Regions from separate parts of the Homo sapiens genome. Here region 2 is linked to region 1. A link is a loop called in an ENCODE intact Hi-C map of the cell type or tissue named here. Cell type or tissue: dorsolateral prefrontal cortex. All regions are shown on one strand. Links, peaks and the distances in the headings refer to the core of each region. The heading gives the core; the rest is flanking DNA.

What was found. A loop is a pair of places that touch in the nucleus more often than their neighbours do. Peaks named below come from ENCODE experiments on the same cell type or tissue, not always from the same donor. Only the 100,000 strongest peaks of a DNase experiment are listed, where the experiment ranks them.
Region 2: it touches region 1 in a loop (3-fold over the local background); 2 of 110 quality-filtered maps call a loop at or near these places.

What each region holds. Positions count from the first base shown.
Region 1 is chr2:8,750,848-8,767,161 of GRCh38, forward strand. It overlaps KIDINS220 (kinase D interacting substrate 220), which reads right to left. Exons shown (of 30, transcript NM_020738.4): 23 at 619-797. It also overlaps the pseudogene LOC100216337. Among named protein-coding and RNA genes, the nearest start is that of ID2, 77 kb to the left of the region's middle. In dorsolateral prefrontal cortex, for the core only: a CTCF peak has its summit at 3,365; a DNase peak (open chromatin) is centred at 3,384; H3K4me3 peaks cover 952 bases; H3K27ac peaks cover 817 bases.
Region 2 is chr2:8,253,296-8,269,609 of GRCh38, forward strand. All of the region lies in intron 7 of LINC00299 (long intergenic non-protein coding RNA 299), which reads right to left. Among named protein-coding and RNA genes, the nearest start is that of LINC00299, 67 kb to the right of the region's middle. RefSeq lists enhancers at 476-1,347, 10,522-11,108. In dorsolateral prefrontal cortex, for the core only: no CTCF peak of the experiment used is centred there; DNase peaks (open chromatin) are centred at 6,401 and 7,146; H3K27ac peaks cover 2,500 bases.

The DNA.
Region 1 (16,314 bases), core at 2,230-4,729:
CGATCTCCTCACAGTTCCTGGAAAACTCAAAGGCAGGTCAGCAGAGCCATGTCATACAAAAGACTGTTTCAATGAAGGTTTTATGTGTGTGCACGTGCACAGAGTGGTACCTCCAGAACTTCATTTATTCCAAAGCCTTAATGTCACTACCCTGAAGCTCTAGTCCCCAGATTTAAGTTAATATCTGAAAAGTAATATAAAGATTTTCTTACTTCTCTGGATAGAGATCCCTGTTAAGAACCAAAGACTGGTGACAAGCAAATTACAATGAATGGATATCATGAAGTCATGACTGTATGTTAAAAGAAATCCAATTCCAAAGTTCCAAAGGAAGGACTTGGGTGGGGGCGGGAGGGGTGGGGACAGGGATCATAATAAAGTGAGATCCACAAATACTAACAGGATTTTCTTTTTTTTTTTTTTTGTTTTTGTTTTTCTTAACATTCTCAAAAGGATGCCAAGACTCCTAATCTTTAATTTCATGAATTTTTCTGTGTAGTGCTTAGTTCAATACCTCTTGGTTTTTCATAGAGCAGGAGAAATGTACACAAATAAGTTAGAAACATGAAAAATTCTTAGAACTTTAGATGAAAAATTAAATTTACTACTAATACCCACCTGCAATAATTTCCCGTAGTTTGGGATCTAGGTTTACAGTGCATGGCAAAAAGACTTTTACATCTCGAGCCACAAGAACTGGGGTCCTTGAAGACAAAAACACTTCAAAATTTCTTATATCTCCATCAATTTCAAGAAGTGGCTCAACATCCTTAGTTGTTGGAATATTCTTTGATATTCTTCAAATAAGAAATCAATGAAAAAGGTTATTAATGTCACTATTAGAAAGGTAAATTCTGCATGTCACCTGAAGTTACTTATACAACAATTACACATCTTGGTCTGATGGATTTGGTCTAATTACACATCGGCTCACTGCAACCTCTGCCTCCAGGTTCAAGCGATTCTCCTGCCTCAGCCTACCTAGTGGCTGAGGTTACAGGTGTGCACTACCATGCCCAGCTAATTTTTGTATTATTAGTAGAGACGGGGTTTCACCATGTTGGCCAGGCTGGTCTCGAACTCCTGATCTAAGTTGATCCACCCACCTCAGTCTCCCAAAGTGCTGGGATTACAGGTGTGAGCCATCATGCCCAGCCAAAAAATCTATTTTTAATTTTTAGGGTTTTTTTTGAGACAGAATCTTGTTCTGCCACCCAGGCTGGAGTGCAGTGGTGCAGTCTTGGCTCATTGCAACCTCTGCCTCCCAACTCAAGCTTTCCTCCCACCTCAGCCTCCAGGGTAGCTAAGACTACAGGCTCATGCCACCATGCCTGGCTAATTTTTGTATTTTTCTATACAGACGAGATTTCGCCATGTTGCCCAGGAGGCTCTTGAACACCTGGGCTCAAGCATTCCATTCACCTTGGCCTCCCTATTGGGATTACAGGCATGAGCCACCTCATCCAGTCTAAAAATTTTTTTTTTTAATAAAAGAGAAAGAAACTCAAAAAAGTAGTATGGTTACAAAAAAAGGTAACAATGAGTACGGCCAGAATTCTACTGCCTTTGGCCATGGCAGGACTTGGGTGGGAAAACAGAAGGAAAGACGCACATGCACAGGTGTGTCATATGCTCGGGGTCACCTAAGCTGGCTAAGGGTCACCCCTCAATGAAGATTCATTGAGTTATTGCTTTACAGATGAGGACAGTGGCCTCAGACAAATTAAACAGATGGCCCAAAGTCACACAACTACGAAAGCAAATCTGACTGGTTCTGAAACCCATGTTTTAAATAGAATACCACAGTTTCTCCTTTGCAAAGAAAACAAGAAATCAAGAACTTATAAATAAATTACACAGATTAAAAAAAAGCTAAGTTTTTCCTTTTTTAAAAAGGGTTTTGTTTCCTATTGTAAAAGTAATATATGCTTACTATATATGTATATACGTAAGATAGAAAAACAGACAGGAAAAAACATACTTTAACCAATCAGACACAATACCTCCTAATATAATATGTCACTTAGTCTTTTATTATGCAGAATGTTTTGTATAACTGAGTTCAAGCAATATGTAAACAATTCTGTATCATGCAGAGACTCTTGAATGTAAAAATAAGTAATATTCAATTAAAAACACTTATTAAACACTACTGTATGAAACTGTAGTTTTTGTAGGTCAAAAATGGTCAAATGTTGACAATTCCTGATCTAAGGCAGTAAGCAAGAACGCATCACCGAGGGATAAAGGAAAGAAAAAGAAAGAGAAGTTAAAAGACAAGAGGTAGATGAGAAAACTAGAAACAAATCAAATGTCCACTAACAGATGGAAGGATAAATAAATAGTGGTATATCCACACAACGGAATACTACTCAGCCAAAAAAAAAATGAACTACTGATACAAAGAACATGGATGAATCTCTCAATAAATTAATCCAACCAATAAAGAGTGTATAGCAATATGTTTTCATTTGTATAAAACTAGAAAATGCAAACCAATCTAAAGTATCAATGCAGAGCAAGGTTTGCTGTGAAGTTAGGAATGTGAGGCAGGAGGGAGACAAGGGAGGGTATCAAAGGAAGACGTGGAAAATTTTAGAACTGATGGAAACATTTACTCTCTTGATTGTGGTAATGACTTTGTGGGTATATACATTTATCAAACTCGTGAGATTGGTCAATTTAAATATGGCAGTTTATTGTATGTCAATTACACCTCCAAAAGTTGTTTAAAAATCACTGGATATATCCTTCCAATTAAACAAGAATATTAACTGTTAGATTATACTAAGTGAGCACAGTTGCAGAGGAGCAGTAAGATTTTCACGCCCTTCAAAAAGTGAAATGGGAACCTTATTCTAATGTTAGTAACAGTTATATCATTTCTTTGGGACTAGCACTTTACTGCTCAGACCCAATACTTGGCTAGTAGCCAAATATTGAAAGTCATCTAAGGGAAAAACCCAGAGAACACAATTAGCAAACAAGAAGAGAATAGGGTGCTGGGGAGAAAATAAGGGTAGCAATTTTCTCTTAATTAACTTCAGAAAGTCCGTTTTACAGACACAGACACATGCACAAGACAGAAAAGCCCTCTGAGATGGGGTTACTTTTAATACATTAAAATCGTGTTCAAACTGATTATTAAATATATTTAAAATGAAATGGAAAACCTGGAGAATGGTTGCAAGTGGTGATAAAATCAGAGCTTAAACAGTTAAATAGGTAGTTCATCTATTGCAGGAGTTGAACACAAAATACTAAAAAGAGAAGCTAGAAAGATTTAGATAAAAACACACAGCTGACAAGTCACATGAAACAAATTAACTGCATTTTAATGCCAGCTCTGCTTCTGCCTGAATGCAACAGTGTTCTCAGTATGATGAACAATGCTGCTGTTCACAAGCCAACAGGCTACTGCTGGCTTCCAGATTGAAGTCTCTATTCTAACCTTCTGAGCTCAATACATTAAACTCTTCTGCTGAAAGAGATATTTATGTAAATGATAATCTTTTGGCAGTGGGCCATCAAAATCATATGTGCCTTTATTTTTCAGATATTTTTCCAAAGGTTAGCATTTAAAGAATTTAAGTAACTTCACTTTTCAGTTAAGAGTGAATTTGAATTTCCAGCATTATGAATCATGTGAATTAAAGTTGCCAGCAGTTAAATGGCCCAAAGAAAGCATTATAAAACCTCAGGCATCAATGAGCTCCTAGTAAGTCTAAATGCAATTTCCTTCTATGCTACCAATCTAGCAATACTTGTTAATGCCAACATCAATGTAAGTTAAAAGCATTTTGATTATAAATGACAGTGGTTTATACAAAGTCCATATTAATTCCTTGGCAGAAATTGCATAAACTATTCATATCACTTCCATTCAAAATGAGGTTTTAAATTACATAAAAGATTTCTATTTTAAATCAAAATATAAACAGATTCTTAGAGCAGAATTTATGAAGAAAGTATTATTTATCACATTTTATCTAAAAGTAGCTGCCTAATAATGTCATTATTTAGTAGGATGTTAAAAAATAAGACACAATTTGTTTAAAAATTTAAACAGAGAAAACTCTTAAATGCCTTAGAATTTTATTGCCTTGAAACAAATTTAACTTCTAATAGACTCTCAAATACTTTCTACCAGTGAATGTCCATTTATTAAATACCATCCATGAACAGAACACTTTGGAGATTCTGGGAGACAGACAGAACACACAGACAGAAAACAGCCACTTGGCATTGCAGCCAAAAAGTCAGAAACAAAGAAAAAATGGAGTCCATTTATACACCCACTGCCATCTGTGAAAAGGCAAAAGCCCTGGATACCTCAGGAGCTGGCTACACCCTTCCATCTTCACCCTGTTAATTCCTACCCATCCTTTGTGCTCGGTGCAATTTCCCCCTCCTCAGAGAGCATCCTGGAGACCAACTTATGTTCCTTCATTACAAGCCCCCAGAGCATATATACTTTCTTGCATAATATGTATCATAATTCTGCACTAGTGGAATTACTTTCTTAATGTTTATCTCCCAATCTAGACTGGAAATTCCATTAAAACTGGGAACAAGTTTAGTTTTTTCCACCACTGTATCTCCAGTGGCCTGCACAGAATACTGTCGCAACACTGTTGTCCAATAAATATTTGTAGAAGGAATAAACTACACATGCACACAAAGGTGTTCTTCCTCAAGAACTCTACCCCTTTAAAATAGAATAATTTTCACCTTAATTGTCCTTTCTGATACTGACAAAACCTTGTGCTTGGGAAAGCATAGGTTGATCCATCTGGAGTCAATTTTGTACATGGTGTGGGGTAGGGGTCCAACTTCATTCTTTTGCATGTGGAAATCTAGTTATCCCAGCCCCACTTGTTGAAGAGTCTGTCCTTTCCCCCATCAAATGGACTTGGCATCCTTGCCAAAACCCAACTGGACATAGATGTATGGGTTTTTCTTGATTCTCAATTATATTCTATTGCTCTATATGTCCATCCTCATGCCTGTGACACATTGTTTTGATTACTGTAGCTTTGTAGTATGTCTGAAATTGAGAGGTGTCAGTCCTCCAACTTTGTTCTTCTTTTTCAAGGTTGCTTGGTTATTTGAGGTGTCTTGCAATTGCATATGAACTGAAGGATCAGTTTCCTGTTTCTGCAAAACAAGGCTACTGGAATTTTGATAGGTATAATATTGAATCTGTAGATCACTTCAGGTAGTATTGACATCCTAATATTTAGTCTTCCTACCCATGAGCACAGGATGTCTTCCCACTTATTTAGATCTTCTTTAAATTCTTTTAGCAATTTTTTTAAGTTGTCAGTGTACAAGTCTTTAACTTTCTTGGTTAAAGTTATTCTGAAATATTTTATTCTTTTAGATGCTACTGTAAAATGAACTGCCTTCTTAATTTCCTTTCAGACTGTTCACTGAAGGTGTACAGAAACACAACTGATTTTTGTGTGTTGATCTGTATCCTGCAAACTTTGCTGATTAATTAGCTCTAATAGCTTTCTGTGGGCTCTTTGGGATTTTTCTATATATAGAAGAATCATCCAATCTGGATTCTTTTATTTATTTTGCCTGTCCAATTGCAATGGCTACAGCTTCTAGTGCAATGTTGAATAGCAGTGGTGAAAGTGGGTATCTTAGTTAACTCAGGCTGCTATAACAGAATACCATAGGCTGGGTGGCTTAAATAGCAGACATTTATTTCTTGAAGTTCTGGAGGCTGGAAGTCAGAGATCAAAGTGCCAGATGGTCAGGTTCTGGTAAGGGCCTTCTTTTTGGTTTGCAAATGATCTTCTTCCTAGGTCCTGACATCAAGGACACTACAGAGAGAGAGAGAGAAGCTCTCTGGTTTCTTCTTAGGAGGGCACTAATCCCATACGAGGATTCCACCCTCATGACCTCATCTAAACCTAATTACCAAAGGCACCAACTCTAAATAATATCATACTGGGGGTTTGGGCTTCAACACGAAAATTTTGGCAGGACACAAACATTCGTACATAGCAGCAGGCATCCTTGTCTTGTTCTTTTAACTTAGGAGGGATAATTTCAGTCTTTCACCACGGAGTACGATGTTAGCTGCAGATAAGTCAGTAAAGTTAACCACTAAAATGATGATCTCAATGTCAGGCCTACATCCAAAAGCTTTTAAACAAAACAGCTTAATATAAAGTGATCAATTAAGAAAATGAAGACTATGCTACCCACACTATTTCCTAGTCTATTCTATTTAGTCCAATCTTTGCAAATTCATTTTAGGAAAAAAAAAAGAGTTAAGATATTTACTAGTGTTTATACAAACAAGATGCAACCATTAGTTCAAAAAATAGGGTTTGTTTTTTCCCAACAAAAGTGCATACTTTAATAGGACTATTTGAATAAAAATCCCATACAAATGGAATGTGTACTTAACATTAAGAAAGCAGGGAAGCAGCATGTCCTACAACATAGAACACAATTGGCTCAATCAAGATGAATTACCCTTTCAACTAAATATCTATTTTTTATATTTATTACTAATGTCACAGTCAGTTCAGTAAATGCCAACAGTCTTACAGCTTTAACCTTTAGTCATGAGAAGCACACTTGATTGTTTCCAAAGGGATATGTGAGGCCGTCTTCATTTCAGAGGAGCAGAAGTGACTGTACTGTTGTTTGCTCTTTAATGTTTCAACTACCCATTCCGTTGTCTCATGAAGGCCAGTACCTCTGGTTGCTGAAGTTTTGAATATTTGCCATTTTCAGTCCTTCGAGGCAGATAACCCAAGTGAATGTGCATCTCTGAGGGAGTCATGGCCTGTTCCATGTCCTGCTTATTTGCAAATGCCATTAAAATGGCTTTTCTCAGCTCTCCATCAACATGGCAACTAACACTGACTTGGAAATGCCAATTCGGTCTCGGTCACAACTGTCTGCTCCACAGCATCTGTGTTTGAATAATAACATCTTCAGTATGGCTCTGTCCTCCTAAATCCTGGACTTGGAATTCTGTATGTTTTCTTTGTTGGTTTTGTTTTTAAGATGGAGTTTCACTCTTGTTGCCCAGGCTGGAGTGCAGTGGTGCAATCTCGGCTCACTGCAACCCCTGCCTCCTGGGATCAAGCAATTCTCCTGCCTCAGCCTCCTGAGTAGCTGGGAGTGCAGGCACCAGCCACCACGCCTGGCTAATTTTTGTATTTTTAGTAGAGACGAGGTTTCACCATGCTGGCCAGGCTGGTCTCGAACTCCTGACCTCAGGTGATCTGCCTGCATCGGCCTGCTAAAGTACTGGGATTACAGGCGTGAGCCACTGCGCCCAGCCCTGTATGGCTTTTATAAGTTGCCGTCTCAACATTAAATCTGATGATAGGAATGTTAGTAATGACTTTTCCAACCTGTAATCTGCATAAAATTGTGGTTTTTCCTGTCTATGTAATCCCCAAATTAAAATCCTCACTTCCCAGGTTCCAAACACACTGGAAAAAATACTTGAGAAAAATCTACCATGATTAAGCCCTGTTCACCCTCACCAATCCTCAGGAACAGATCCTGGTCTCAGCAGCAACTCCAACTCGAGGCACCTCTGCTCACCTTGGCCTTTGGATCTGCCTCTGAGCCTGGACTTCCACACTGGATCTGTCAATTTGCTGGTATTTTCAAGGAAAATACTTCTGGTTTCATTGCTTTTTTTCTATTGTTATTCTGTTCTCTGTTTTATGTCTCTCCACTCTAACCTTTATTATTTCCTTCCTTCTGCTAGCTTGGAGTTTAATTTGCTCTTCTTTTTCTAGCTCCTCGAGGTGTTAGGTTAGGGTGTTAATTTAATATCTTTCTCTTTTTTTAATGTACGCATTTACAGCCATAAATTTCCCTCTGAGTACTGCCTTTGCTGCATCCCATAAGTTTTAATCATTCCTAATATTCTTGTAAAAGTATTTTCATAACTATTCCATGAGTCACCTTTCCTACCATGTTGGAAAGAACATTAGCTTAGGGGGTCAGAAAGTAGACACTTTGTCTGCCACAGCCAAAGTAATAAAAGTACTAAGAGCTGAAGCTGTCCACATGCAGAAGACTGCATTAAGTACACAACAACTCTCAACAGAGAAAAGAACTTGCCAGAAGAGAAAAGAGGCATCTATGCTCGTGTGGTGGTCACAGAATATTCTCAAGACAACAATGCGAACAGTGCCAGGTGTTCTCACTGACACTCACTTTTCAAGGTCTACAAAAGTAAGTTTGCATTTTAGGCATCTTATTGAGTAACTACACTAGGAAACAACGAAGTGCTTATATATTCTGCAGGCCAAATAGATCATCATGGCATGCCTTCTTCAAGTGTGTTTGTCTATTTCTGGTTTAAAAGAAGACATTTGCAAGTATCTAATGTGTTTGACTTATGTGTTTAAGGACGGTGTGATTAGGGTTAAATAGTGCAAACCATAAAAGCACTTGTATAAGCTGCCCTGGAAACCATTGGCAGAGCTAAACAAAGTTATTATTTCACTTACTAGAAGAGTTTACTCGACATTAAACAAAAACTATTTCCCACCGAGGGTGTATATCTCCAAGATGACCTATTTGGCCAGAACATCAGGGCCCAAGATTATGTTTTTATATGAAGGAAGGAAACTTGTACGCATGTAATTTAAAGGATTAAAAAAACCCTTAAACTCAGTAGAATGTCATCATATACAAAAACTCTCTTTGGCTTTAAGGCTGCAATTCTGGCAACTAGATGGATGAAAAAACAATCAACAACCAGGGAGGGTAAAAGATAAAAACTCAAAAGGGGTATCTGCCTAGGTTCAAGTACAATACTGGTAAGGCACTGTCTTCATTCATGTCTACGACGTCGAATGTTCTGAGGAAGGTACATTTAGGGGCTCTGTATCCCTCTTCTTATATAAACTCTAACAGGGAAACTATATTTAAAAGTTATGAAGAATTGAGAGGGAATTTTAAGAAGAACGAAGTGGCTGAATACCTACTGTCTGCCATTCTCTGAGGCAGGTGCTTTACCTAGTTTATCTAACTTCTCTCTCTGCATCCCATAAGGTATTTATTATTTCCATTTTTAACATGAGGAAACTGAGGCTCAGAGAGGTAAGCAATGGATGCAACACCACCACAGACATAGCAGCAGAGCGGGTACCTGCTCCTGACTGCTTCAAAAGCTGCTGACTGCTCACTGCACCAGTTCAAACAGGAGCCACAGACATGGCTCAAAATCCCTCAGGTAATGACTTACACGTTTTTAACTCCTTAAAACTATAATAGAAAAGAATGCTGTTACATATTACATTTTAACAAATTGAAGAAGATCAACAAATAAGCTGTGCTCATAAGTCATCCTGGGTTTTTCTTTTAGTTTCAGTTTTTTGCAGACTGAAATAAAGCTTCTCCTCCATCTTCATGCACATATTTAATTTCCTTCATCATTTTTTCAGAATCCAGATCAGCACTTTTTTGTTTACAAAATTATGCAAACCAGTACACTACACAACAGCCTAGAAGCCTGAGCAAAGACTGTAAAAATGATTTAAAAATTGCATGACATGACTTTCACCTAGTCAGAGAAGCAGAGAACACTTCAAATAATTATAAGAAATGTGAACAACTCCAAGATACTATTGGTGATTCACCTATAAAACAATATTCCCAATCAATCTTTCAAGTTTCTAGATCAGATTAAATGAAAACATCCTGTCATCACAAAGAAAGTTTAAACACCGGTAACATTTCTGTCTACTCATGATTTAGGACTTTCTTAATGTTACAGTCCCAAAACTAATTAGAGAAATAAATAAATGTTTAAACCAATTTAGGATTGTAACAGTTGTCCACAATTCTCCAATTTTAATATTCTTCAGAATAGCTCATTTTTCTCACTAACTGAATTTGTTAGGAAATGTTATAATTTGAATCAATAAACTTGTATTAATTCTGCTTCATTTATTGGACTTTTGCATAAGATCTGGAGACAGGCTTCCACTGGGAGTACAAGTCTAAAAAATAGTGTATTACTGCATGATATTTACCCAGTTACAACCATGCAAGTAATCAGATATTAGTAATTCAGGTGACAAAGCAATACTTTCAGCTAGGGTAATGAGAGAAGACTTTAGTAAAGTGGTAAGAGAGGCAAAATAATTCATAACTGACTCCATGTGAAAATAGTGTCTATCATTAAAAAGCAAAGCCTGCTTTTTGGCATCAAGAGTTTATACTTGATATTTTAAAATGTTCCGACAAAAGTACATGAGATCAAATTTTCATAGCTGTTTTAGGCATCACTAGCAATATCATAAGTTGCTACCAAGTGATGAATTGTCCATGCAATTGTCGTCTTTAAGAAATCTAAAAGTGTATTACATTAATCATATATAGAACGCAAATGTTTGATAATAAAACTGAATGACAGGCATAGAGAAAGGAGGCTCTGAACTCAAAGTAGATCTATGAATATGTTTCAGATTAAGGCAAAATCTTTATTATGCAAGTTCTCTTAAAAGATTTAATGTTTAAAAAGTATAGAACTGAAGTTCTACAATGTTTAGGATTTAATATTTTTATATCTAAATGCAAATTTGTAAGCAGATCGATTTCTTTATGCTCCTCTTTTTTCATAGCCACTATTTTCCCAAAAGTTAATTTAAACTAATTTGAGGAGACAAAAGTAGTACAACACTTAAAAACTATGTCATATGAATAGATACCCATTCATTTGCCTAGGATCGTGATTCTCAGTGCTGAAAAATGTCCTGAAGCCATTTTTTTTTTTAACAACAACAAAAAAGGAAATTCAACCTTTCATTAAATTCTGACTTGTTTTTCTATGGAAGGGGAAAGCAAAATGTATTACATCTTATTTTTGGCCAAACATGCTAATAATGTTTGTAGTGAAATGCTCCCATCTTGTGGACTTTTTGAATATTGCTAACAGGAGCCACTTCTGCAGCATGGTTTTACACCAGCAGCTAGACATTTTCTTAGCATTTGAATTAGCTAGCATTTTTGTTACAAATCACTTTTGTTTATTCTTGTATTTTAAAAAGTCTTTAAATATTTTGATTTGAAATTCTGAAATCACAAACCTTTACTGGAAAAATCAACTTCTGGAAAAAGTTGGCTACTTGATCTGTCAAGGCATATGTAATTTTTTTGGTAAATTGAATTCTTTAATAATCAGACTTGTTTGAAAAATATAACTATACATAATGCTCTTACTATATTATAAAATAAACTGTAAACCTGCACAAGTAATAATTTTTTTTACATATTAAACATGTATTTCTTACATATTAAAACATATATTTCAAGAAATTGTCTTTGGTATTAGTTTCCAACAATTCCAAACACTGTAGAACTTTGGAATGTTCTATATACTTTTTCAATGTTAAATCTTTTAAGATAACTCGTACAATAAGGGTTTTGGATAATGAAGATCTGGGTTAATATACCTGAGTTTTTCATGTTGACGTTAGAAACACATGACTTTGGAACACTTAATATTTTTTCTTCATTCTACGTTTGCATTAAACACTGAAAATGGCATTATGAGAGTAAAGTCTGAGAAAATACATTCAAAATCAAAAGTAAAAGAAAACCTATTGGCTGGGCACGGTGGCTCATGCCTGTAATCCCAGCACTTTGGGAGGCTGAGGCGGGTAGATCACGAGGTCAGGAGATCGAGACCATCCTGGCTAACACAGTGAAACCCCGTCTCTATTAAAAATACAAAAAAAATTAGCCGGGCATGGTGGTGGGCGCCTGTAGTCCCAGTTACTCAGGAGGCTGAGGCAGGAGAATGGCGTGAACCCAGGAGGCGGAGCTTGCAGTGAGCCGAGATCGCGCCACTGCACTCCAGGCTGGGCGACAGAGCGAGACCCCATCTCAAAGAAAAACAAAAAAGAAGAAAAGAAAAGAAAACCTATTGAAAAAGTTACCTAAAAAAAATTATAGCCATATAGTAGACATAGAAATGGTATAAAGGCTTAAACAAACAGATGTACCAGATGTTTAAGTGCTAAATATCAGAAGTGATTTTTTAAAGCTTTCCACACAAAACCTAGCACAGTTACTAGACACAATTAGAACTAAATAAAGCATTTATTTGAGATTTTATATGTTGCTAAGTTGTTCGCGTTTTTCAACAGAAAAGATAAATTCAACACTGCAGAAAAATTTCTATCTGCTATAACATTCCCATTGATACCCTAATAAGTTATTCTAAATACTCATAGATATATCAATGAAAAGTTAAAATCTATCTGGAAATTAAAATATTTAGTTCTATATTTCTGGTATCTCAGACCCACTGCCTAGCTGGCAGCTACAGAGGACAGGCTCCTGGCCCCAAGAAACAGACTTGGGGAAGCGCAGTTACAGCTGTGAGGTCTTAGGTAACTCCTGCTCTCTGCCTCTTAGGGTTAGAAGTACAGGTTGAGTATTCCTTATCTGAAATGCTTGGGACTAGAAGTGTTTCAGATTTGGGAGTTTCGGCAGTACCAGCTGAGCATCCCTAATCCAAAAATCCAAAATCCCAAATGCTCCAGTGAGCATTTCCTTTGAACATCACGTCGGCACTCAGTTTCAGATTTGGGGGCATTTCAGATTTCAGATTTTCAGATTAGGGATATGCAACCTGCATTAAATGTGATAAGCTAGGTAAAGTGCTTAATCCAATGCATGGGACAGAATGAGGGCTCACATAATATATTAGCTACTACTTTTATTAGACTGTGCCCTGCATATAATAAATTCTATAAATATTTGTTTAATAAATGAACACAATTAAAATGTTTAGCACAACAGAACTGGAGTCATCTAAGTACATGGCCTTTTAAAAACAATTCTGACAACAAGTCTCTAAGAAGAAACTGAGTCTCTAAGAAGACTCTGAAGTGAGAGGAACCTGTCTAGAAGTAGTCAATCCAAAGCAACTCCACCAGAATGTAAATTAGTACAACCTCTATGGAAAACAGTATGGAGATTTCCTCAAAGAGCTAAATGCAGATCCACCATTTGATCCAGCAAGCCCATCACTAGGTATCTACCCAAAGGGAAAAGAGTCATTATATGAAAAAGACACTTGCACATATATGTTTATAGCAGCACAATTCACAATTGCAAAGATGTGGAACCAACCTAAGTACCCACTGACTAATGAGTGGATAAAGAAAATGTGGTTTATATACACCATGGAATACTACTCAGCCATTAAAAGGAACAAAATAACATATTTTGCAGCAACTTGGATGGAGCTTGAGGCCATTATTCTAAGTGAAGTAAAACAAGAGTGGAAAACCAACAACCATATGTTCTTACTTATAAGTGGGAGCCAAGTTATGAGTAAGCAAAGGCATACAGAATAAAATAATAGACTTTAGAGACTCAGAAGGGACAGGATGGGAGGAAGGCTAGGGAAAAAAAACTACATATTGGGTACAATCCACACTACTTGGATAATGGGTGCACTAAATCTCAGAATACACCACTAAATAATTCATCCATGCAACAAAAAACCACTTGTACTCCAAAAGCTATTGAAATAAAAATTTTAAAAAACACAGAGCAACTCCACCAGACCATGGCATTCATAAATGGATTATGAATGTAAGAAACCTTAGAAATGCAGCTGAACTCAGAGTTACAGGGAATGCCTTCAAAAACATTGCTGTGATTTTAGCATCACCTGACATAAGGCAGAAGCCGCCAAGTGTTAGGTGAAATATACAGTCATCATTCAGTCAATGTGTACTGAGAAGCTACTATGTGTCCGGCCCAGGGATATACTGGTATATAACAAAAGAAACATTTTACCCATATTTAAGCCTAAAGAATGAAGTATCTGGATGGACGGTATTCTCTTCAAGATAAAGTGAGGCTTCTCATCTACCACCTCCCCAATTCATGCCTTCCTCAATCCAAAAGTTATCATCAGATTTCTTTATTCTTTCAGAAATACCCACTACTGCCTAAATACTGATCACTTGTCTAGAAGCAAAAAAATTCAGCAATGTTTAAGAAAGTTACAGTTCATGAAGTGTATAGTCTCATTCAGGAGACAAATATTAAAGAAATAGCAATGCAAATATGTATAAGAAGGTAACTATGGCCAGTGTTATGAAAGAACACACTAGTACATAAAGGACTCATCTAATAAAGCCTCGAAGGATGGGGGGGCTTGGTAACAAAAGGCTTCCTAAGGCAGTAATATTTAAGATGAGACCAGAAGAAGGAGGTGGGATGGGCCAAAGAGAAGAGCACATGAAAAGTAAACAGTAAGAGGGAGAAGGAGCCGGAGCCAGGCTGAGGACACTGCGAACTCCAGCAGAAACCTGGTGCCTGAATACAGGTTTTGACCAATTATATCCTTTTGTCTTTAGAGCCCAATTTGATATGCACAGACCATCATTTGCACTTTATACTATCTATAAGTCAAAATCATTATTATTCTAAAAGCAACTCATTAGTTGCTCTCCTGCCCATGATATCTTTCCTACACCTAGCAGTCTTCAATGCCACAAAAATCACCTTTCATTCACTCTCAACCAGGGGTTTGTATATCAGAGAGCCAGACCATGGCAAGAAACAGGAAGGAAGGCAGTTTTTTAAATGATACAAAAAGTTGGCTATAAATCCATCATTAAAAAATAAAGAATAAAACGATCCTAAGAAACAAGAAAGTATTGCGACAGGGGAGACACAAAGGGAAATTAGTCTTATAAATTCTTGCAGATGTTTAGAATAACTAATTTTCTTTCAATACCCTGCAACAGGACTGTAGGTGAGGTTATTTACTTCCTAGCTCACATAGAAAATGCCACAATGTGCTATTTCTATAACCCAACTTTTATTATCTTTAAAAGACAAGGTTTCACTAGTCACCCAGGCTGGAGTGTGGTAGCTATTCACAGGCACAGTCATGGCACGCTGCAGCCTCCAACTCCCAGGCTCAAGTGATCCTCCTACCTCAGCCTCCCGAGTAGCTGGGATTACAGGCGTACTCCACCATGCCCGACTCTATTAATCATTTCATCTTTACTGTGGGATAGCCAATTACTTTCTGAACTTTTCATTTACCTTAATTTTTCCACCCAGGTTCATTCCTATTCCCTTCCCACCGTGAGAGTCTCAAAACAAGCTCCCTTGAATCAACAGGCTTCCCTAACTCAGGCCAAGCTGCACTGATACAGCAAATAGGCCCTGAAGCATCAGGGTAATGGCCACACATTTTTCAAGACCCTGCAACGAATCCCCATCTTACTCAGGGTAAAAGCCAAAGTCCTTACCATGGTCCTCCAAAAGGGGTCCATGAACCCCACTGGTGACCCGACCTGACCTCCTACTCACTTGCTTCACTGCACCCCATCTCACCACATCAGCTCCCTTGTTGCTGTTCCTTCAACATTGATTCCAGGTGCTCTCTGGCCCGGAACTGTTCCCTCTGCCTGGAAATGCTTTCTCAGATACCTGCCTGGAAAACTGTCTTGCCTCCTTCAACCCTTCCTCAACTCTTCCCTTCTCCATGAGGACAATCCTGATCCCCTTACTTAATGCAGAACCTGCACTACTCTTCATCTCCTTAACTCTCTTCTACCTTTTATTCTTTCCACCACACTTGCTGCCTTTAACATGCTAATTATGTATTATATATGTTGTTTATTACCCATCACTCTCTGACAGACTGCAAGCTCCTCGGGGCAGGGATCTTTGCTGGTTTTGTTCATGGATACACCCAAGCTCTCAGAACTGTGCCTGGTCCATAATAGGTGTCCAATAACTGTTTTCTGAATAAATGAATGAATTTTAAGCTTTCTCCCCTTAATTTCTCTCACATCTTTGGATGTTGCTGGAAATCTAGTAACAACAACAAAATAAATAAGTAGCAAAATACACAAATAGGTAAACTAAAAAAAAGCCAAACACGTCAGTTTAATGCATTTCATTGTTTTCTCCACACAACAAAAGTAGGCATGATTTAAAGATACATCAAAATAAGCTAAAAAATTATGCCCTTCACCTTTATCTTTAGAAATCTCAATTGTCCAATTTTCACAAAGACATGGATAAAAATAATGCAAAGCCAGAAATGCACATTGAATGGTCAACATTACATCTGATTATGGCTATATTTATACAAGGTTTGCAGGCTCACTCTTCACACTGAACTTGGCAAATATACAAATGTCATTTATTTCTGTCCAGATAAAACATGATTTCTATTATAGATGACACAATCTTTATTTCAGTAAAAACCTGCTTAGTTTCCTCTCCTATATGGGGAATTATCTTGTAATTTTACAAATAACTAGA
Region 2 (16,314 bases), core at 6,092-8,591, 490 kb before region 1:
GCTTCTTCAGTGAAGCTTGGTTTTAGAATCTTTGGTCTAATGCCTTGTTCCTCATGGTGTGGTCAGCAGACCCACAGCACTGGCAGCAGCCGGGGGCTGTCAGTCACACCGAGTGTCTGGCCCACGCCAACCCTGCCAAGTCCAAACCTGCATTGTAACCTGATGCCTAGGGGAATAGATCCACCGAGAGGTGTGAAGAGCCCAAGCTGCTCAGCGCCATTGTAAGGGCTGCCTAACGAAGCATCATAAGCCTGTGGCTTACACAAGAGAAATGTGTCATCATGCAGCCTTGAAGGCCAGCTGCCGGGGAGCCAGGTGTTAGCAGGCCAGTTCCTTCTGAGGGCTGGGAGGGAGAAGGCTTCCAGGCCTGTCTCCCTGGCTGGCAGGTGGTCCTCTTCTCCCTGCGTCTCTTCAACTCGTCTTCCCTCTATGCATCCGTCTCTGCATCCAAATTTCCACTTTTAATAAAGATATGGGTCATGCTGGATCAAAGCTCGCCCTAAAGGACTCATTTTAACTTGATCGCCCTATAAACATCCTATCTCCAAACACAGTCACATTCTAAGCTCCTGGAGGTGAGGACTCCTACATATAAATTCAGGAGGACACCATTCAGCCTGTGACACACATTCTAAGCCTGATTGGAACCTGATTTTACCTCCACCCCCCACCCCCAGGCCTGGGCATGGTATCAGGGCACAGAGCTTCCTGCCACCCCTGGAATCACAGTGGTTTCTCACTACCCTTTCTTTGCCCACATGGTTTCTTCCCTAGCCTATGAGGACTAAGCTCTGATTTTTTTTATTTTGCCCAAATTCCTATTTAAGGAGTCTGGGGAGTCATGCCCTACAAACCATACATTCTCATCAGATGAGTTTTATTTGACCCTATATATTGTGACTTACTTTCCAACGTGACTCTGGTATAACATTACAAGACAAGGAAGAAAATCAAAATATTTTACCCCAAAACATGTTTATTTGCTGTATCTTGAAATGGCCCTGCAAAGCTGTCCTTTGTGGGGGAAAATCTGCATCTGCAAAGAATCTCTGCTAACATAGCTAGATCTTTATCTTCCAGGCCCTCCCACTCCTCAAGAGATTAACTAAGAGTCTAGCACCTTTTATAGATCTGAATAGGAAACATTTGTCATCTGTTGTCTCTAGGGCAGCCACTACAAGACTTCAAAGGAACTTTTGTCTCCACAATCTTTTATCTTAACCTTTCTATCAATCCCAGGTCTTTAGACAAACTCAACCAATTGTCAACCAGAAAATGTTTAAATTTACCAATAGCCTGGAAGCCCCCACTTTGAGTTATCCCACCTTTCTGGACCAAACCAATGTATTTCTTAAATGTATTTGATTGATGTCTCATGCCTCCCTCAAATGTATAAAACCAAACTGTACCCGACCACCTTGGACACTTGTTCTCAGGGCCTCCTGAGGGCTGTGGCATGGGCCATGGTCATTCATATTTGGCTGAGAATAAATCTCTTCAAATATTTTACAGAGTTTGACTCTTTTCATGGATACCTGGCCTCCTGAGGAGTGCACTTCCTCCTTTGAGAAAACTTAGATCAGGGTCCCTGCTCTCTGACAGCTTTCCTCACTTCCAGCCCCTCACTTTCTCCTGGCTCTGGAATCTCTGCAGGAATCTTCTCTGAGCTTGGCTTCCTGGAGCTGTGCCTCCCACTAGGTATCTAGCAGGCCAAGGGCAGGGCAGGGTCTCAGCTCACTTTACGTCCCTCTGGCCTGGCACCTGGTGGACGTGCCTTCATAAGCAAGGTTGGTTGTAAAAATGAATGGAACACCATAGGAATCCAAACTTAAAATGAACACCAGGAATGGCCCTAATTTTTACACCAGTTGCTGAAGAGCAGGCCGAGAGAGAGCTGTCCAGCGTAGAGACACGGAGGCTTCTTCAAGGGCTTTCACTCTGATACTCAGCCCCTTGTCTTGGGAATTACTGTAAGAGGCTGGGACCTGATGGGGCCCCCACCTTCCCCCTAGCTTCTCTTCACGTACCTGCATCTCACCTGCCCTGTTCATTTTCCCAAGAAATCCTGAGGGCAGTGCTGAGGCTGTCATTCAACTCCCCACTTAAGTTTAAGAAATGGCTCCAAAGCACTCGTGAAACTCCTTGATATTACGGGGGCTGCAGAAATGATGACCGTGTCCTGAGAAAGGCAGGATCCTTGTTCACACTCCTCCAGCCCCACTGGGGCCCAGTCCCAGCCCAAGCCCATGTTCATCTGGTGTGGCTGCTTCTTCCAGAGACCAGGCATTTTTGCAGGTTTGTCCCATTGAAGTTCACAGGCACAGGGGCAGTGGTTTCCCTTGGCCTCTATTGTGAGTCATCCTGAATGCTTTGTTTTAATGCAAAAGCCTAGATGTTTTCACATTCCAACTCTAATCCCAAACAAGTTATTTGTTATTGTATTTGATTTCTTATCTTCTCCCCTTCACATAACTGACCAACTGACTGACAAATATGGAGTTTGTTGATTTCCTGTAACAGATGCATTCTTGTTTGTTTGTTTGTTTGTTTGAGACAGAGTCTTGCTCTGTCACCAGGCTGAAATGCAGTGGCACGATCTTGGCTCACTGAAACCTCCGCCTCTCAGGTTCAAGCAATTCTCCTGCCTCAGCCTCCTGAGCAGCTGGGATTACAGGCGCCTGCCACCACGCCCCAGTAGTTTTTGTATTTTTAGTAGAGACGGGGTTTTACCATGCTAGGCAGGCTGGTCTCGAACTCCTGACCTTAGGTGATCCACCTGCCTCGACCTCCCAAAGTGCTGGGATTACAGGCGTGAGCCACCATGTCCAGTCAACAGATGTATTCTTAGAAGTTATTGTAACTGCAAAATTAGTTCAAAGGGAAAAACTGAAGTGAGTGTGGAATGAGTTAGGTGGCTGGGTCCATGTCAAGGCAAATAAACACAGAGTCACAGCCAAGGCAATTATAATTATAATCTGGCCATAATCCTATCAGCAGAGGGTACACGATCTACTGCAAATTTGCTCTGAGGTGTGCGGTTGTCCTCCACTCTCCCTTTCTTCCTCAAAGGTAATACATAGCCCAGTGCAAATACAGACTTCTTCTTTCCCCTGAGAGTTGGTTATTCATTTCTCACAATATTCTGGGGGAAAAAATTAGCATGCTAGGTGAATTCATGCATGATCCATTCTTAAAAAGCACTAGGATATAAAAATTACGTTCTCTTGACCTCGGTCTTTTTTTTAGGATAGGGCTCTCTTTCTAAATCCATCTTCCTATGCCTTCTCTCCCTCTTTCTCTTCCTTTTTCCAGCTGATATCACATAATGGACTATGCACTTTAGATCTGAAAATAGGTGAAAAGCTTGAGCCCAAAAAAGCTGGTGGCATTTATGAATACGTATCAAAGTCCATTCTCTAACACCATCAAATAGAACATGCATTTGGGCCAGGAGCGGTGGCTTATGCCTATAATCCCAGCACTTTGGGAGGCCGAGGCGGGCAGATCACCTGAGGTCGTGAGTTTGAGACCAGCCTGCCCAACGTGGAGAAACCCCATCTCTACTAAAAGCACAAAATTAGCCAGACGTGGTGGCACATGCCTATAATCCCAGCTACTCGGGATGCTGAACCAGGAGAATCACTTGAATCCAGGAGGTGGAGGTCGCAGTGAGCTGAGATGCTGAGATCGCACCATTGCACTTCAGCCTGGGCAACAAGAGTGAAACAACGTCAAAAAAAAAAAAAAAAAAAAAAAAAACAGAAGGAAAGAGAAACAGGCAGTAGACTCTGAACCCATTTAAAAATAGATTTGCTCATTGCGCTATTATAAACTTAGAGAATTTTCTCCTGGATCTACCTGTCATAAAGAGGGCTGTCGAAGGGGTCATTGTAAAGACAAATATTACTTTTTTCTTCCATGTCCAAGGAAATATATCTTTTGCTCAGGGGAAAAAGAAAGAAACAATGCTGCCTCTTTTGTATGGGGAAAAGGCAGCTCCTTATTTTTATGTTAAAGAGTTGTCAAGACACTTATATTTGTCATAGCATTAAAAGTTATTTTTTATTCTACTTAATTGTTCATTGAGATTTCAAAACCAAATCTGCCTTCTTGCCAAATATCTTTGTAATATGTACATTTCACACTGGCTTATTATAATGGATTTTCTCATGGGATCTAGCATTCTGGCATCTGCTTTGTTATGATATTATAACAATAATTAACATTTAGCACTTACTGTATAGCCAGCCTTTGATCCATATTTTTAACAAAATGTAATAACAATTCTCTTTCACACAGCATCTTTCATCCCAGAGCCTCAAAGTGGCTGGCAGCATCGTATTATAGCCTGAGATAGTTGTATTCATTCCTGAAACCCTCCCAACGCCCCCATGGGGTCTATCCACAGCAGGCGTCTTCCTTAGGGGAAAAAAAGGGAAGAAAGGTCAAGTGAATTGCCAGGCAGCAAGACAACAGCAGCAGGGCCAGGAATAGAATCCAGCCCCGTTGCCTTCTTGGTCAGGGACTCCAAAGCTACAATAGCATCTATTTTTAAAATAAAAGAGATGGAGAGTGAGAAGCAAGATGCATCTGGTGTATTCTGACAGGGATTTGGATATGCCCTAAAAGTCATGCTATATCTTCTGAAATGAACCCCTGGGAACAAAAGTCTGATGCGATGGTGAGATGCCTTTTCAGCAAACAGCACCTAACTCCTCTCTGTAAGTACTTGAGTACATACTTGTGCCACAGGCTGGGTCCCTTTCCTCTAGAGAAGAGTTAGAAGGAGGTACACAAAGACTCCAAGAACTCTAACTCTGAATCTCTCTAATCAGGGCAATCAACAGACACCGTGAAGCATATCTCATACTCAGTACTCTGTTGAATAGGTGATCAATGTGAATCAATTTCACCCAAAGCTGCTGTTGGAATGGTTATCTTACATCTTCTGCTTTTCTCCTTTGGATCAAACCTCTTAACTCTTAGACATCCTCACAAGAAAAAGAAAGAATATCACCAGGTTAACATTTGGATCATTTGGAAGAATAATTGTCATGATTATGAACCAAAAGAAGCCCATTGTCACCTTAAATTCACAAGAATAAACATGGCCATTATAGGAAAATTAATCATCTATATATAGCTAATTAATATCTAATAGATATGAGCTTCACTCCAATTTACAGTATCTCAGGCAAGTGTAAAGGTGCAGATGTGGGTCAGAGACTGACATGAGAAAAACAGCAACATACTTGGTGCAAAGAAGATGCTCAAAGGATGCCTCTGGGGTGAATCACAGTGAGAGCCACAGCGTGAGGGAGAATGACCGAATGGCTTGCACATGAATGAAAGAACAGCGGTAACCACCATCACTAAGCCACATCAACACAGCGCTTCCCAGTATGGGAGCCATTACTGTCTCCACCTAAAAGTGAAGACACTGAGGTTCACATAGTTTAAGTAGATTTCCCCAAATTATGGAGCCAGTAAGGAATGGAAGCCATCTGACATACATGGATTTATACAGCTTCTGGTAAAAACATCTGTAGCCTCCAAAAAGCAGTTTAGATATGATCAATAATGATTATGGTGATGATGATCAGTTGTAGTAGTAGTAGCAATAGTAGTAGCAGTAGTGGTGGTAATAGTACTACTAGTAGTAGCAGCAGGAGTCGTAATAGTACTAGCAGTTGTAGTAGTAGTAATAGTAGTACTAGTAGTAGTAGCAGTAGCATAGCAGTTAACATGTATTTAGTTTTATGTGCCAGCACTGTTCTAAACTCGCTTTAATCTATCAATTAGTTTCATGACAACCCTATGAGGCCTAATTATTATGCCCATTTAATGTCTGAAGAAACCAAGTCCTAGACGAATGCACCTAGTGAGTACTTTCTTTAACGTATCTTTTTGCATGAAACCATCTGCCAGCCCCCTTTCTTTCCTTTTCTCAACAAGAGAGGGAAAGAGAAGACAATACCACTTTGTCTGATCGGATTCTGGAACAGTGGCAGCACTGAAGAACAAAAGCCTGTGTCCATTCTGGCCAGTTCTTGTTTGTCCTTTCCAAGTGCATGAACCACAAAATATATTATTCTCTGATCCTGCATGATGCCCTGATTTCCATTTCCACTGAAATAAGAACGAACAAAAATGACTGATTCAGTAAAGCACATTCCAGGCCAGTGCATAATGAGAAAATCCAATTCAATTTTAAAATGAATGTAGCCCAGGTCTACAATTTTTACCAACACCATATGCATCTTGCTGGGCCTTCCTCTTAGTAGATTCTCACTCCACATGTAAATAAAAATAATAGCACCCATCAGAGCAGATTTCTGAAAGGGAGACTTCCTCATAGCAAAACACACAGCAGAAAAATGTGTTTGGCTGGCCTCCAGTGCCCCAGAGTGGAAGTGCCAACTAGAAGCATCAGTCTAAGCCCCTTGGTGCAGTTAATATCCCAGCAAAGCCCACAGCCATTCCAAACTGAACATGAGAGACCACAGCATCAAGAAACCCAAGTAGAATTCCATTTCTTGTAACTTGGGGCAGTAAATGGAGCGAAGTTATAAATACTTTAATTTACAAAGAACTATCAAATGGGGCCTCGGCACATTGGTGCCAACTTGGGTTGCAGAACTGAATCTTGTTTCATCTTAAAAAGAGTGTTTTGCCATTTGAATAAATTCTGAAATGGTTCCAATGAGACTGATGTAAGTCATTATAACTGGTCCCCACGGGATGGCGTTCTCATCGTCCTCTCCATCATCTCATTCCCTGCAATAGTGTTTTTGGAAAATGTCTTCATCCCATTGTCTTTCTAGAAAAGGAACTCTGATAATGAACAGTGCTTGATATGAAAAGCTTTACCATCAAAGCAATGGAGAAAATCATGGACTGTCTAAACAAGAAACAAATGCTCTTCACATGCCAATGTGGAAAGGCCCAGTCCTAGAGCACATTGATGATTAATTCCATCAGAAAGAAATGAAGCTTGCCGTAAAGTCATATGCTGGGATGTAGGTGGTGTCCTAGAACGGGGAGTCCTAGGCAAATGAAGCAGCTGAGCGTCATGCGTTCGCAGCTAAGATAACCACATGCCAGCTTCAGAAAGGTGCTAAGATTCTGTCTCCAAAACACACACCCGCTCTCGGCTTTCTACGTATTCAGCCAGCAGCACCTTCCCTTCCCTGGAGCCTTCCAGAGCTGCCTCTTACTGGGTTGTAGGAGTGAAGTGATCATATGCAGAGAGTACCCGAAATACTCACTGTGTTTCTCCGGCTGCTGAAAAATTCTAGGGAAAAATGCTCCGTCTGAAACATGTGTTGTTTGTGATTCCACTCTGCACCCTTCCACATTCAACTTCCTATGGGCACTAGGTAAAAACGGAGGTGGCAAATGCTGGTGAGCAGGAAGAAAACAAAAAAAGGAAGGAACGCTGCTCAGTGAGTCAGAAAGACAATAACCCACTTGGAAATCAACAATTCTCCTCCTGTCCCTGCTCGTATTCTAAATTAAAAAAAAAAAAATTCAGATTTTGATCTCAAGTTTGCAACATTATTTGTTCAGGTAAAATGTTGTTTAATCAAACTCGTTAAGAGCTAAGTGCTAGAATAAGGGTAAAATTTGTTCCATGGCGTGGGAAGCTGCACTTGGTTTAAAATGTGCTAATCTGTAAGAAACTGGAATTTAGTATCTTTTATTATAGCTTCCTAATCCCCCTCTAATGCAGCTCACTGGCTCTGCCTACCACTCTCTGCATGGAAGGAACACTCAGCAGCATGTAGACCTGCACCTGCTCTTAGAGAAACTCTTTTAGCAACCCAAGTTCACAAACTGCATCCATATTTGAGTAGCCACGATCTGAAAATTAGGAGGCAGAGGGGTAGATGGTTATTTTGATTAAAATTAAGCTGGGTCACGTCCGTGACTTGAGATTTGGAGAAAGATAAGGAATCGGGGCTTCCACTCTACCTGCCGGGCAGGTGGCAGGGTCAAAGAAGAAGGTGGTGAGATGGAATGAGAAAGGCCACGCCTCAACTTGCTCTTCAGCAAGGACCTATCAATATGAAAATTAATGTAATGTAATGGGCTGTTTCTTTTAATGCAGGGGAGAGAGAACCATGAGAGATTATTTTGCAGAATGATAAGGCTTCCCTATCTAGTTCATAACCCTGGAGACATCCAGAAAAGTATGGATTTTGATTTGAACAATAATGAACTGGTAAATGATACAGCTTTCAGCCATATAATGACTGGATTAATTTGCTGGCTCTGGAGTTAAACCCAAACAGAGGCCCCGAAGAGATAGGACTGTTATCTAAGCAACAATTAATATGCTGAAAATGCTATTTAGAAATAGCCTCATAGTTCACTCTGCTATCATGGCCTAACTTTTATTGCTTGGCCATCTTTATAAATTGTCATAAAAATTTAATAAATGTGGTATAATCTAAAGAAGAATAGGATTGTCATTTACAAGTAAGTGCCCGTTTCAATTGCAGTTTTAGATCTCAAACTTGAAAATCACATTTAAAAGGAGAAACTGTTCCTGTGTTCCAACCTACATTATTGCTCCAGTTTAGGAGAAATGCCTTTGCTGTGATAAAAAGATTGAATGTTTACCTCTGCTTGGCATTGTGTCAGCAGGGTAGACCTTTATCTGTTAATTTGCCAGTGAGATGTTTTTTGTTTTTTTTTCCAGTGGTGCTTTTTCATTCCCACAGTGAGAAAAACCTCTTTCAAGTTTAAGTTGAGTGTTGAAAGGCAGCAAAGGACACAATCGAACTTGGTGCATACTAAGAATGGATCACTCCATTTGCCAAGCTTAATACAGCCCGTGTAGGCAGCGCATTTAGAGTTGTTTGGATTTTATGTAACTACTAGGAAAAAGACAACATGACCAGCACAAGGGGCTGCCTTATCAGCAGCTGAACTGCAGCCATATGGGGCGATTATTCTATACTGGATTGGGGGCATTTCCAGCACATTCTAAACGTATTGTGCTCAGGACTCATCTCTCCAAAGGCATTTCAGAGCACAGGATGCAGGATGCAACTGAGGGAGTGTTTGAAGACTGTGCATTATTGGCCGGGCACGGTGGCTCACACCTGTAATCCCAGCACTTTGGGAGGCTGAGGCGGGCGGATCACTTGAGGTCAGGAGTTTGAGACCAGCCTGGCCAACATGGTGAAACCCCATCTCTAAGAAAAATACAAAAATTAGCCAGGTGTGGTGGTGCATGCCTGTAATCGCAGCTACTCGGGATGCTGAAGCAAGAGAATCACTTGACCCAGGAGGCAGAGGTTGCAGTGAGCCAAGATTGCACCACTGCACTTCAGCCTGGGTGACAGAGTGAGACTCCATCTCAAAAAAAACAAAACAAAACAAAACAAAACAAAAAAATTATGCATTATCTGTGCTACCGCTTAGCTCTGGGTGGCCCACTCTGCTGCTTATGTCTGGGGTACAGGTGCTCTCCTGATCCTGAATCTGGTAACTCAGCCTGCCTGTGCACCGAGAAAAGACCCCAGTGCCGAGCGTGGCTCCAACATGCTAGGTAAAAGGAAAGCAAAGACCAAATCGTGCCCACAGGTTGGCAGGCAGTGCTGGCAGGGAAGCCAGCAGCTTCTTATCTCTCCAGTCCTTCCACCATGTCTCATCCCTGAACCTTATGATGCATCCGGTAGACTAAGGAGGAAAAGAGGAGCATGGCTCTCTTTGAATAGGTTTCTGCTCTAACCAGGGGGCACACTCTCCCACCCCAAACCTACCCTCAATTCCTGAGCCCATTCAACAGAGTCGTCACGGCAAACAGCCTGGACAAGATTGACTGGGAAACAGATCCAGCTGCCATCTGCTAATTGTGTGACCTTAGGCTAGATGTTTTTCATTTCTTAATTCTCCATTTTCAAATCTGAAAATAGGGATAGTAGAAATATCGGCTGCATACGGTCATTGTGAAGTGTAAATGATTTTCCTCTGTAAATGCTCCAAGGGCCGCTAAGCAGCCAGAACTGATGCTGTTTCTGATAATGCGTGTTGGTGGGTCTCTCCTGTCATTTTTCATACATTTGTGGCCTTGGCATAACAGTTTCATTTTCACCTGTATGGGTCCATCTCATAAGCTGTTGGGAAACCGGGCCACATGGTGGGCAATTTTAACATGAAGAAACAGAAACAGGGTGATAACATCTGCCTCTTGAGCAAATGATAAATTATGTTTCCTTTCTGTACCTCCATTTAAAAAAAAGGATGTTAAAGAAAGATCCCAATAATAACAGTACCAAAGAGCTGTTAACAGGATCAAAATGTGATAACAACAAAAATAATTCCATACATTCTAAAGCACTTTGCTAATGCCTCTTACTATAACTATTGGGCATGCAAACATAATTTTAGTTGTTGGAATCCATGATTCCTCACTAGAATTCCAGTTTTCCAGAGTAAAAGTCTCAACAAACCCAAATAGATTTTCCTCCTCTTCCTCCACCTCTTCCTCCTCCTCTATAATCTGCCCCATCCCTGCAAGGGAATACTCCCACAGAGGCACCCTGTCTTACTATGATTATCTTCAACCCCAACCCTTTAGCTACAGAAAAGGACCTGAAGGAATCCCACTCTCAAAGACTTGTCGGAGCCACCTCAAGTTTCCCTTCAAAGGATACCCTCAAAGTCCCTTTAACGAGTGTTTAAATGGATAAAACAGGAAAGCCTCTTCAAAGGAACAAATCCTTTTGTGACACGCAAAGTTGTTCTTCCTGAAAAGGCTAAAAGCACTTTCCCATCAATGATCTCCTGACCCCACACCAATCCTCGGAAGCAGGTATTATCAGCTTGGTTTTGTTGCCAGTGAAACTGAAGACAAGGGGTTAAATGGCCCATCAGCACTCCACAAAGGCCTTTTGTCATCTGGGAGAAGCTAATCAGGCAAATTCATCTAGGGGCAAACAAAACCCACTAAAGAAGGGGAGTGTAGACCCTAGAGGTTGTTGGGTATCTCTCTCTCCCCAAAGGCAAAAATAATAAATCAAATCTGCTTAAAGAACTACAGTATAAAGGGAATGTGGAGGCCTTGGGTATTCCCAAGCCAAATGAGTAACAGAGTCTACAAGAAAAAAAAAATGAGAGTAACACTAGCCAAGTCTGGATTTTCAAACTCCCTGTTTTAGGAGCCCCACCTGTGGCAGAAAATACCCTCTCTTCCTCAATACCCTCTAGCCTCTCTTGACTCTAGTCCATCCAGCACACCACTGACAGAAGTCTTCTGTAGTAAAGAAGCCTTCTTTATCATCCTAGATTGTAGCAATCTGCCCCATGCCCTGTTACCTGTGGACTCACCCAAGGGCTTGAGTAAATGTAAGACCCTCCATCAGTTCATATCCTGCTCCAAGATATTTAATCGATGGAGCCAGCCCAGCAATGCCAAGCTTCTTCCATCACTTCTCTCAAATTCTCTCCATCTTTCAGCACCTGTGCAGACTCTGATCTCCTCCAAAAAGGCTTTTCTTGCCTCTTCCCTCCCAAACTCCACAGCCCCGATTCTGAACTTGGTCCTTCAACAGCTGAGTATTTATTAAGTTCTCACTGTTTGCCAGGCATAGTTGATGGGAGGAACATGTAGGGACCCTTTTATTTCTGCCTTTCCTAAAGATTGTGTGGTCCTTTATACCGATCCCATCTCTTTATTTGTGTAGCCTAGGCCTGCCCGTGCACAATAGCACTTCTTTTCTCTGAAAGTCCAGCGTGCTGGATGCCTAGATGGAGAAGTGGGGGTAAAAGAACCAAGGCAGAAATGGAGTGGGAGAGTCTCAGTTCAACATTGCCCCAGCAGGAGACCTACCCACAGAGACCACGAAACATCCCTGCCAGGAGTGCCTGGACTTTGCCACCTGCAGCTTTGGAGGCTGGCTGGTGGCTGTGGGGACTACCAAAAGCATGTGCAAACCACCCAAGTTTGACCACTTCATAAGAACTCAGCCATTAGCAGCTGGGCTTAGTATTCCATCACCTCACCACCCCCAACACCCAACCCCAAGCTCTCTCCTTTCTCTGCAGGAAGGATGAGATCTAGGGAACTGATATCCTTCAGGAAGGATCTTCAATACTGGCATTTGGAATCTATACTTACATTTCTGCATTTCCCTATATGTGCTTTAGCACACATTTTCTCAGTTAGTTTGCACAACAATGGCCTGCAGGAGATTTTACTCTCCTTAATGGTATTATACAAGCAGAGGTAGTAAGAAACAAAGTGGGCTGGAAGGCTCTCTGAACACAAGTGCCTCCCTGTGGGCCTGAACCCAGGGCTGAAATCCCACCGTGATGATCAACTCTGGAGGAGGTGGGAGGACACACTCCAGAGCATGGAGGGGGTGGGCAGGATACACCCACATAGCAAAGTGAGATACATTGGAAAGGGAACTTGAAGGGGATGTTGTATAAGAGGGCATTTCAGGGGGGCATGGCTGGAGGAAAGCCCAGATTTTAAACATGTGTTCCTGCTATTATTCAGAGTTTGCACAGCACTTTTAATTACAGGAGAGCCACAAACAAGGAATGCCCATGGGTCGTCATGACTGGTTCCATTTTTAACATGGTGAGAGGTGGGCATGGATGGGTTCATTTTGTGCCAGGAAGGGCGAGCCAAGCTCCCACAGACTTCAGATTTCCAACCTGCTGCATCACATCAGCTGTTTATGCTGCCTCCAGCCTCCCTGAGGACCGAGGCTCAGGAGTTGGCCATGGCCTAGGTCACACTGCCCCCTACACAGATGCCCATCCCCAGGCTGGCTGTGCTAAATATCAGCATGGGAGAGCCAAGCAGGGGCTTCTACTTCCCTAGAAAAAGGCGGGTTGCTACAATAGAACACTCCAACCACTCCCTCCAGATGTAAGAGTTTATAGCCAGACAGGCCTGGGTCTGACCCAGCTCTTCTCTGGGACACAATCACGAAGATGGGAGGATGGACGGATGTTTCAGAAGGTCAGGCTAAGACGTGGTCCAGTAGCCTAGCAGAGGTCCATCAGGTGTCGCCAGTTGCACTGTCACTTGTCCTAAGCTGTGGAGCCTACATTTCTGTCAAAATCCTGGAGCAAGGCTTATTTTCCAAGTAGCTGTTAATGTGGCCAATATCGAATCCCTTCTACATCAGAGTCCCAACCAAAGCATTCCTTTCATCAGCTGGAAGTCAGAAATGTTTTTTTTATTTCCCCCAGGTCATCCAGTTTGGTACAGTGATCATTATTTCCTACCAATTTTGAATTTTGCATTTAATTAATTGACTTTGTCAGTTGGCATGCAACCTTTAAAAAATTTACTGAAATGCCAGCCTTGAAAGAAAAAAAAAATCATTTGATGAATGTAATCAGAGTGTCAGCAAAAGCACAAATGTTCCCATGGGTCTATTACAATACTGGAGGTTCACAACTGATCACTCGAGAATGTGCAAATTCATGCAGCCTGATATTTACTAGCTAAGCAAGTGTCATCTATTCCATGCCTCATGCATGTCCAGAGAGCCACACCTGTGTCCCGGAAACTACCAAAGCCTGAAACTGGTTAAAGTGAGTGAGTAAATAAAAGCAAAAACCACCGAATTTAAAAAATAAAAACAGTGGTAGGCCAAGAACATGGATTTCATCCCACAGAAATGCAGAACTAAACAAGAACCTAAGACCACCCTCTCTTTGCTTACTGCACAGTTGCATGGCAGAAAAGAAAAATATAACCAGAATAGGACGCTGTCAGCAATTGACCTCAGGTGCCATCTGCATATATTCCTGGCACTGCTAATTTGCAATTAACAAGGGCCTTATGTTTTATCGCCTGTAACTTCCTGTCTTCAAGTCTGAGGGAGGGGGTTTAGCAGAAGGGAACATGCAGGTGGGTGGTGAGCCTTCTCAAAAACAAATAATTCTGCTTTTTGATACTGAATCACTGGTATGTAAGCTGCTCTCTCAAGCTAATAAAAGGTCATTCATAGAAGGGAAATGGAATGGTTCCATTATGTCATTGTGTGAAGCAACTCCTCAAAAGCATGGCAGTACATTGCGGAGTTGAGGAGTGAGCCATGCCCCAGGCTGGTGATCTCTGTCCACGCTAGACACAATCCATATTGAAAATCCATGTGGATGTGCAAACTCCTCACCTGTCGGAATAGGCAGAGGAGACTGAAATCTTCGGGAAGCCTGTGGGCCCAGGAGAGTACACAGAATGGATTATAGGTTTGGCCCATCCCTGGCTTCTGATCCTGGATCTGCCACTTACCAGCTATGTGAACTTTGGCAAATGACTTAACTTCTCTGTGCCTCAATTTCCTCATGTATCAAATAGTATTGAAAGCTCATTGTGACAATTAACTAAGATCATTGTGAAGTGTCTGACACAAAATATGTACTTGTAAGGGTGGGTAACTACATGTCAGGCACTTTTGCTAGAACTTTATTTGGTTGTCTCAAAGTTTATGTATCATTTAAAAATATTTCATCCATGTTTTCTTAGAAGAACAAAGCCCTTTATGCCCATTTTACTGAAACAGTAGTGAGATTCTCCATGGCTTCCTCACACTGCTCCAGTGTGGACACAGTCTTGGATGCTGCCGTGGGAACGCTGAGTTTGTCCAACATGGACATGGCCAGCTCTCTAGAACAAATGACTTCACCAGGCAGTCAAGAAGGCATAGGTCACTTCTATATTCCAATTACTATTATCAGAACAGCTCATTGCCTAATTTGACCTTGTTCTTAACAAACAAACAACAACAACAAAGAAAACATTGGAGTGAAAGCTCGAGAGAATTATGTGGTGAATCCAGCTGATCTGTGATGTGAAAGTGAAGAACTGATTGAAAGAAATTAATCTTTTTTTGCTTAACATTGGACAATCTATGTAGCAACAGAGACCTGCTGGAGTTGACAGAAGGCTGATGTAAAGCGACATAGCTAATCAGTAGTAAACTGGGAAATCATAGCCTATTCCAATGCAACAACTAGTTGTTTAATAAAGGCCAAATAAGTAAGAATAGCAACAATAAGGCAAGATGCTAATCATATATTCTACCTCTGTCTAACAGCCAAGTCAGCAGATAAGCAGGGATGCGGAAGGTTTAAGTTAAAGTCTCCATGACACTCAGGAAAATATAACTCCCTCCAAAGCTGGTAGAGAACTGCAGGTGCTTCTGCATCATCCCAAATCCCTGCCACTTACAGAAAGAGCATTTCGTGGTGGTAGTGGCTGGGACACAATTCCCTTGAACACCCACTCCCGGGCCAAGACATCAGGACATGACTCATCTGGAGTGAACAAGGCAATTTTCTGTGGGGAAAACGTGTCTCCACCCCAGATGTTAGCCAAGTTCTGCCTAATTAAGTAAAATTCTGTGAGCCTGCACACGTACCAGCAATGCCTGCACTTTCCCTTTAACAACTGTGGGAAAAAATAACACTGGACAAGGGGGAGAGATTGTGTGCTGGCACATGCGCGAGAATCAAAGGCAATTGGTGAATGTCAATTATTTGTACAAAGGTAATTGGCCAGGAAGTTACCATTAATTATATCTAAGGATTTTATGCTCCACAGAAAGGTCAATGTAATTCAAGATGTACTTATTGATCATCTACCACCACGTACAAGGAGATTCTGAAAAAAAATGTTTGGGGTCAGTATGTGGAAAAATAGGGACTTGTGATGAAAGGAAGTGAACAAAAATGTCAAGGAAAACATATCTTCTCTGATAAGCTTTTAATTTTGTGAGAAAATCTGCAAGGACAACCATTATATAAGATAGAATACATAGGAGTTAAAGAAAAATTAAGGAAACTTTCTATAAAAGAACAGAGAAAGAACTTACTAATTCTCACTGGGAACGAAGTTGGAGGGGCTTCACAGAGACATTTATAAATGATGCCCCTGCTAGCTGTTTTATAAATTATACCCCCTACTAGCAATTATACCCTTACTAGAGAATGTCACAGGAAGATGAAGGCAGAGGCTAGGCTGACACTTCCACAAGTCAAGGAACACGAGATTGCTGGCAAACAACCGTCAGGCGGGAGACGGGCATGGAATAGACTCTTCCTCACGGTCTTCCAAAAAAACCACCCCTGCCAACATCTTGATCTCTGACTTCTGGACTCCATAACTCTGAGATGATAACTTTCTGTTGTTTAAGTGACCCAGTTTATGGTACTTGGTTATGGCAGCCCTAAGACAACATGTTTGCCATTTTGGAAGGCAGTCTCCTAGGGTTCAAGATCTAAGCCAAGGTTCTCCAGAAATTTGCAAGGAGATTCATTGAGGTACAGGAAGAAACT